Linked DNA regions of Homo sapiens: region 1 is linked to region 2. The links are chromatin loops, found by intact Hi-C in ENCODE. Cell type or tissue: B cell. All regions are shown on one strand. Each heading gives the region's core, and the rest is flanking DNA. Links, peaks and the distances in the headings are about the cores only. Region 1 overlaps DCK (deoxycytidine kinase). Region 2 has its middle 15 kb from the start of JCHAIN.

Region 1 (4,402 bases), core at 180-4,179, 360 kb after region 2:
TTTCTCTCCCCCCAGTGTAATCAAGCTCTCATTAATCTATGTCTTTGCCAGCATTTAGTAGTGTCTGGCTTTCTCATTTTTGTCATTCTGCTGAGTGTTTACTATTTTTTTGTTTAATTTGTATTTCCCCGCTGGCTAATGAGGCTGTGTTCCTTTTCATATGTTTATTAGTCATTTTGATTTTTGCAAAGTGCCCACTTGGGTCCTTTTGCCCATTTTCCTCTGAGCCATCTGTCTTCTCTCACTGCATTTTTAATGTAGCTTTTCGCTGAAGTACCTACTCAAGTTTGCTTAGCTTTTGAAGGAGAGACTGGAGTTCTAAAAGCAACTCTTTTTCCTTTTATTTCTGGGGTCAGCTGTCAGTGCAGTTATCCTCAGGTAGTAGACAGAAACTAACCAGATTAAACCAATGTTGGAAAATAGAGGGTATTCTTAAACAGGGTATTGGACTAGGTGACCTCCATTTAAGGTCCGTTGACATATTTGTCATTTGACTCTCAGCATGCCTCACATTAACCAAGGGCACAGAAACTGACATATAAAACCAAAATGCCAAAAATTTTAATTTGCAGAAAGAAATGTAATCATTAAGGTAATTGAATTTAGATCAGTTTATTCTTTATTTGGTTCGTAATTCTCAACCAGTGGAAGGAAGTCATAAGAATGTCTGAGAGCTAAACAGTTTGAACACATGGAGATAGAGTGTGGAAAAATAGATAACAATAACTGGGAAGGGTAGGAGGAGGGGAAGATGAAGAGGAGTGAGTTAAAGTGTACAGATATACAGGAAGCTTGAAGAAATAATTCAGTGTTTTATAGCAAGGTAGAATGGAAAAATACATTGTACTCAGGTGATGGACACCCTGAATGATTCGATTACTGCATATTATATACATGTACAAAATTTCTCATGTATTCCATAATTTGTACACACAAGAAAGAATCTCAAGGATTCGGGTGCTTTTTAAAATAACAATCCCTTGGAGGTTCAAATATGTGGGATGCCTCATAGTTAAAAGTCATCACCCTAGTGAATCACTGTTAACTGTTGGGAGTATACTGAACTCTTTAGTTAGGTTGCAGAGAAGTTGAAAAACATTGCTTTCGTATATAAGACAAGACAATTTATAATAAGGTTGTCTGTTGAGCTTGGAATCAGAGCCCAGAGGGATTAGTTAAATCATGTTAATCAGACTGTGTCATCAGACTGTGATGCATTAATACATTTGTCTTCATTTTAAGACTTAATGGCTTTCTGAATCTGATATCCATGTTTATGGGATGGGACATTTTCTTTCCATATACTTGATTCAGAATGCCAAACTGGCCATTCTTTATAACTAGCATGCAGGTGATCCTATTATTATTAACATATTCTTTTATCAGGCCGTTTATTGTAATCTGGTCATGTCTTCATGATGTTACAATTTGATTACCTTTGTTAGAGTTTGGTGCACATTCTTGGAAGGTAGCTTCAGCTTTTTTGTGTGTATTGGGGACTGCTCCGTTGTTAATTCTCTGTACTTCTGTACAGAGGGGGTAGTATTTTTGAGATATAGTTGTGGAATATGAGGATGGTTGGGTGGGTGGCTTCCCTGTATCTTTGGATATTTTCTTCCACTAAACTCAAGAAGTGAGATTTTATTTCTTCATCCAGTAGTCCTTCTTCCCCAGACTCATCCTTGATCTATTCCTTGAGGTTATAGTATGAATCACCCACTATTCAAATGTCAATTTTTCTTAGAATGCTGTTAGTGATGAGAAGTGACTGTTTTCAGACCTAACCTTGGCAAGGTCAGTCCTACTTTGATGTTCTTGTTTCATCACACTTCTTGGCATTTGTAGATTTGGAAGAATTGGGCCTTTGGTACCTCTGATCTCTTCGTTTAGCAACTTACTGTGCACCCATATGCTTAGCTTTTGCTGTTTTAGCTTTTTTTTTTTTTTTTTAACCTGCCACCTAGTGGCCGAAATGTTGCTATACTATTGATAAGGTACTCCTAATTTTGGCAAAATAGTAAGAGGCAAAGCACCAAAGATTATGTTCTCTCCCTTCTCCAAATCTCTCTTGGTGAGAATGATCTTTAAAACATACCACTCAGATTATTAGCAATCTTGGTATGGAACGTTTTTAAAAATAATAATAATGTACTTTATGTGGTGATTTATGTTATTATTTAGGCCCAAAGTTTTGATTTAATTGTTTCCTTTTAGCTTATTTTTGAGATATGCAGTCTGTTAGGAAGCTGTCTCTGTCTTGTTTTTTCATTGAGCTGAATTCTTTTGGAGGATCACTATTATTGTGAAGTACTATTTTACTTTTAATTAAAAAAATTAAGATATTTTTATTTTTAATTTACAGATAAAAATTATATTTAATTTTATATTATATTTATATATAAATCATATGTAATGTAAATTATATACATAAGTTATATATAATATAAAAATTATATACATAATATAAATTATATATAATATAAAAATTATATTTATGGTATGCAACATGATGTTTTAAAATATGTCTACATTGTGGAATGGTTAAACCAAGCTAATTAACATACGCATTACCCGTACTATTTTACTTTTATCCAATACTTCTTACCACTAATAAGCCACTGAAAAACTAGTAATTGTGATAAAGAAGGTGTAAACCATACTTATTTATGACAGAACAGCATATTTTTTACTTTTAATAAGTCATTCTTTTTTTTTTTTTTTGAGACGGAGTCTCGTTCTGTCGCTCAGGCTGAAGTGCAGTGGTGTGATGTTGGCTCACTGCAACCTCTGCCTCCCAGGTTCAAGCGATTTTCCTGCCTTAGCCTTCCAAGTAGCTGGAGCTGGGATTACAGGCATGTGCCACCACGCCTGGCTAATTTTTGTAATTTTAGTAGAGATGGGGTTTCACCATGTTGGCCAGGCTGGTCTTGAACTCCTGACCTCAAGTGATCCACCCATCTCAGCCTCCCAAAGGGCTGGGATTACAGGTGTGAGGTCTCTTTTTTTTTTTTTTTTTTTTTTTTAAGACGGAGTCTTGCTCTGTCCCTTAGTAAGTCATTCTTGAAAATTAGTTAAGAATGCTTGATAAAGCACTTCCACTTGTACCTTTTGAATAGATGTGATAACTTTTGTTGGCTTGTATTTTTTTGAGTCTTGCTTTATTGCCCAGGCTGGAGTGCAATGGTGAACCTCAGCCCACTGCAGCCTCCGCCTCCTGGGCTCAAGTGATCCTCCCACCTCAGCCTCCTCAGTAGCTGGGACTACAGGCCCACACCAACATGCCCGGCTAATTTTTGTATTTTTTATAGCGATAGGATTTTGCCAATGTTGTCTGGATTTGTCTCAAACTCCTGGGATCAAGCAATCCGCCTGCCTCGGCCTCCCAAAGTGCTAGAATTAGGCATATGAGTCACCATGCCTGGCCTGTTGGCTATTTTATAATTATCTTGTTTGGTAGACTCTGATCTTTTACAGTTGAACTTAATTCAACTCTTTTGCAATGTTTACAAAGATTAGACCTAGAATTAAAAGATAAATGATTTTATAGCTGACCTTGATATTTCTATTTTTCACTTACCTTGACAATAATCTGTACTTCCTATAACAATGAAGTATTCTTTCATAAAGTGAAAATGGACATATATTATAGAGAACAGAATAAATGTTATTCATAATCCTACCACTCTGTATGTATCTTTTACATAGTTGAATTAATAATGTAATATATTAAATTTTGGTGGAGGTGATATGTAATTTAAAAAATATTATAAAGTAATACCTGTTTACTGTTTGAAGTTAAGGAAATATTAGAAATTATCAAAAGAGGGGACTAAAACTTACCTATAACCTTATTATCCAGAGATAACCATAGATCTTACTTGAAAGAACAGTATACAGTTTTGTATTTTGTTTCTTCCCCACCCCCCACAATATTTATATGTCAAGAGTCTGAGATCCAACTGCAAGGCGGCAGTGAGGCTGGGGGAGGGGCGCCCACCATTGCTGAGGCTTGGGTAGGTAAACAAAGTGGGCTGGAAGCTGGAACTGGGTGGAGCCCACCGCTGCTCAAGGAGGCCTGCCTGCCTCTGTAGACTCCACCTCTGGGGGCAGGGCATAGCTGAACAAAAGGCAGTAGAAACCTCTACGGACTTAAATGTCCCTGTCTGACAGCTTTGAAGAGAGTAGTGGTTCTCTCAGCACGGAGTTTGAGATCTGAGAACGGACAGACTGCCTCTGCAAGTGGGTCCCTGACCCCCGAATAGCCTAACTGAGAGGCACCCCCCAGTAGGGGGAGACTGACACCTCATACGGCTGGGTACCCCTCTGAGACGAAGCTTCCAGAGGAACGATCAGGCAGCAACAATTGCTGTTCAGCAGTATTCGCTGTTCTGCAGCCTCCGCT
Region 2 (4,402 bases), core at 243-4,242:
AAAATGCCACATTAGCTTTAAGAAAATATTACAGTATTTGCTGTGGTTTAACTCAGTAAAAATATTTTTTTCTCAGCTGGGTGCAGTGGCTCACTCGTGTAATCCCAGCACTTTGGGAGGCCGAGGCGGGTGGATCACCTGAGGTCAGGAGTTGGAGACGAGCCTGGCCAACATGGTGAAACCCCGTCTCTACTAAAAATACTAAAAAATTAGCCAGGTATGGTGGCCGGCCCCTGTAATCCCAGCTACTTGGGAGGCTGAGGCAGGAGAATCACTTGAACCCGGGAGGCAGAGATTGCAGTGAGCCAAGATCACGCCATTGCACTCCAGCCTGGGCGACAGAGTGAGACTCCATTTCAAAAAAAAAAAAAAAAGAAAGAAAGAAAAAGAAAAAGAAAACAAAATTTTGTTCAGAGAAGACCTTGTCAGTCCCATTCCTCATCTGTTAAACCACATTGGCAGCTGCCTCTGGATTCAGGCTGTTTTCTGACAGTGTTGCATGCCATGCTAGCATTATTCCAGTTTTAATGTGTATATGATTGTGAACTGTGTTAAAATGCAGATGTTGATTCAGAGGCTCTGGAGCAGAGCCCACCATTCTGTGGTATTAACATGCTCCCAGGTGGTAGTGATTCAACCAATCGGTGGACAAAGTGGCAAAGTGGTAAGGGTGGCAAAGTGGTAGGCTGCTCCCTCTAAATAAGTGGCAACTTCACACTCACCAGGGAAGGAACAGAAAGGTCTTGACCAATGAAAAAACTATCACCAATTTGAGGGGATGTGTATAAATTAAGCATATAAGTGAAAGATTCAAGACAGAAAGAGAAACAGGAGCAGGCTGATCCTGTCTCTATTCTGACATTTGTGTTATGCTTCTTCCTCTTTCACTGCTTGGCTCGTGTAGTTCTAGAAGGTTCTATTCTCCATCAGGAAAGGCCCCATTCAGTTAACATCTCCTCCAAGATTACCCCAGTCCTAACAACCCAGCTTCCCTGAAGGCTCACAGTACATGATCTTTAATATTTATTTATTTATTTATTTATTTATTTGAGACAGTCTTGCTTTGTTGCCCAGGCTGGAGTGCAGTGATGCGATCTTAGCTCACTGCAACTTCTGCCTCCCTAGTTCAAGCAATTCTCATGCCTCAGCCTCCTGAGTAGCTGGGATTACAGACGTGGGCCACTACACCCAGCTAATTTTTGTATTTTTAGTAGAGCAGGGGTTTCGTCATGTTGGCCAGGCTGTTCTTGAACTCCTGGCCTCAAGTGATCCACCCACCTCAACCTCCCCATGTGCTGGGATTACAGTTGTAAGCCACCATGCCCAGCCGATCTTTAATATTTAATCACAACTGTGTCTTATACTGTGTGCTAATTTTTTCCTGTGTTAGTTTTGCCTATAGAAGAAATAGGAAAACTGAAAAAGTGAGACCCAGTTCTTCTTCTTATGTGGCCCTCATAGCACTGTGCTGAGTACAGAGTAGATTCTAAGTAAACACCACTCTCTTTATCTTATGCAAATGAATAAATATTTAGAATTTCACCAAAATTAATATTAATGTATTAACTAATATTAAAAGTTTAATAATGATTAACACTTTTCTAATTATAAAATATACAGTCTTTGTAGAATATTTGGAACATTCTATACTAAAAAGTAAAAGGAAACAAAAAAATAACATTTTGGCCTATTTCCCTCAAGTCTTTTCCCATGTATGTGTAGGGAATTTTCTTTTTTTTTTTCTTTTTTGAGAGGGAGTCTCTCTCTGTCGCCCAGGCTGGAGTGCAGTGGCACAATCTCGGCTCACTGCAAGCTCCGCCTCCGGGGTTCTGGCCATTCTCCTGCCTCAGCCTCCCGAGTAGCTGGGACTACAGGCGCCGGCCATCACGCCCGGCTATTTTTTTGTATTTTTAGTAGAGATGGGATTTCACCGTGTTAGCCGGGATGATCTCTATCTCCTGACCTTGTGATCCGCCCGCCTCGGCCTCCCAAAGTGCTGGGATTACAGGCGAGAGCCACCACATCCAGCCTGGAATTTTCTTAAAGTCACTCCTTTATGCAAAATCCTACATTTTCCTCTTCACTTTGTATATCAATTTCCATAAATTTTAAAACACATGATGTTTCACTTCAGTTGTATGTAAAATATTTTGAAGTATACCTATATTACCATTCCCTTGATGATGGACTTAAAGTTTCCTATGAATTTTCACTATTATAAATCACATTGTAATAGATATCTCTATCTCTCTTTGTCTGTATTTCTGGTTATTTCCTCAGAAGTGGAATTACCGAGGAAGATGGTTTGAAGGATGTTTAGACAGAATAACATACTGACTGAGAGCTTTGGCTTTGGAGTCTGACAGCCTTGGAGCTAATCATCAGTTCTCCAAATACCTGAAAAACATTAGGCAGGTTACTTCATCACCCTCACAGCTCAGTTTTACCATTTGTAAAGTGAAAACAGTACTTGTTTTATGCAATGTTAGGAGAATTAAATGAAACAACGCGTGTTAAAAACGTACATTCATTGTATTTTGTAACTCAACCACTAGATGGAAGTGGAGGTTTATAATTATAAAGTAGTGGCTCTCCTGTAATTTCCAGCCTCAGTAGCACCTGGGGAATTTGTGGGACCTGCAATGTCTCCAGCTGCATCTCTGAGCTACTTGATCAGTATCTCTGAGGTGGAGCTCAGCAATCTACTTTAATGAGTCCTCCAGGTAATTCTCATACACTCTAAAGTTTGAAAAATCACTGATCCTGCCGGGCGCAGTGGCTCATGCCTGTAATCCCAGCACTTTGGGAGGCCAAGGCAGGCAGATCACTTGAGGTCGGGAGTTTGAGACCAGCCTGACCAACATGGAGAAACCCAGTCTTCTACTAAAAATACAAAAAATTAGCCAGGCGTTGTGGCGCATGCCTGAAATCCCAGCTACTTGGGAGGCTGAGGCAGGGGAATCGTTTGAACCCAGGAGGCAGAGGTTGCGGCAAGCCAAGATTGCACCATTGCACTTCAGCCTGGGAAACGAGAGCAAAACTCCGTCTGAAAAAAAAAAAAAAAAAAAAAACCCAGAAAATCACTGACCCAATATATATTCACATATATTTACATTCTTTTCTTATTTGTTGTTTAGGCAGGGAGAAGAGCCAAAGAAAATTAACACATAATAACAACTGTAAATTATGGATTGTTGCTAATTGCTACCACAGTGGTAATAAGTGATATGCAGACACAGCATGCATCCTTATTTTTATAAAAATCAATGTAGTTATTTTTGCTCCCATTTTTCAAATGAGGAAGCAATCTTTGAATTAACTTGGCCAATGTTACAGTATGTATTTCAATATAGACCATGGATTTATCCACTAGACTATACTGCTACCCCAAAGCCAAGACCTGGAAATCCCATTAAAGGGCTTTATTCTTATTGCTGATTAATATAATTTTCATCTGGCTGCTGCTGAGTGTGCTTACCTGAGCAAATGGCTAACTTGTCAAGAACTATGCAGAAGAAAAACATTTCTCACCAATTGTACCTATTTATGCCTGTCTTTTTAAAATGTCATCCATTTAATTCAAATTAAAAAGGGGGGGCAAAAGGTGCAAAACTTATAATAGACTTATGACAGGTCAATGAATTGGTCACATTAACCTCAAAATATCACATGAGGTTTAAGAAAATGTTACAGTGGACATAGTGATTCTCTAAGAGCCTCAATTGATGTTTGTTAAGACTATAGCAGAGTGATTCAGACTTTTCATTGCCATTTACTAGATAAGTGAACCACTCAAATGGCTAATTATCCACTTAGTTGGTTTTCTCATTTATAATATGAAATACCCAAAAAGTTATTGTAAGGATAAAATGAGATGACATAGATAAATCATTTGGTACTTGAAGAATGCTATCATCGTTATCATCACTAAATCAGATAGATCATAATCAGTATTGTGTTAATTTGGACCCTGCAGAATTGCAAGATGAGATTAGTGGGTGCAAGAGATTTATTAGGAAAACATCTGTGAGGGATAATGGGAAGGGAGCCGAAGAAGGCTGAGTCTTCGGATCCTGATGCAGGTCTTACCCATGTGGAGCAAAGAGGATAGGAAGGATGATTGGACAGATAATGTCTGGAGGTGCAGTGCTAAGAAATTTTCAGCAAAGATAAAAAGGAGTCCCCAAGTCAGTGCCCCATCAGAAGAGTCCTGTGTCTCCCGGGAACTGACCTGTCTTAGTGTCCCTTGCACAAACACAGTGGATCTCAGAACTATAGGTCAATTACATTCTTTGCAGAGAACTGAGAGGCTCCTTTCATGGCCACCACATCTTACATTGATTCCTTAGTGTGCCCCTCTAAATGTTCCACTAATACCAGCAAATGTTTGAATACAACTTAA

The links. Peaks named below come from ENCODE experiments on the same cell type or tissue, not always from the same donor. Only the 100,000 strongest peaks of a DNase experiment are listed, where the experiment ranks them.
Region 1: a loop joins it to region 2, with 14 times the contacts of the local background. A loop is called at or near these places in 59 of 110 quality-filtered maps.

Annotation. Positions count from the first base shown.
Region 1 is chr4:71,008,234-71,012,635 of GRCh38, forward strand. All of the region lies in intron 2 of DCK (deoxycytidine kinase), which reads left to right. Among named protein-coding and RNA genes, the nearest start is that of DCK, 17 kb to the left of the region's middle. In B cell, for the core only: CTCF peaks have their summits at 1,968 (motif pointing left) and 2,168; a DNase peak (open chromatin) is centred at 1,948; H3K27ac peaks cover 2,866 bases.
Region 2 is chr4:70,649,755-70,654,156 of GRCh38, forward strand. No RefSeq gene overlaps it. Among named protein-coding and RNA genes, the nearest start is that of JCHAIN, 15 kb to the right of the region's middle. In B cell, for the core only: CTCF peaks have their summits at 2,551 (motif pointing right) and 2,757; a DNase peak (open chromatin) is centred at 2,547; H3K27ac peaks cover 435 bases.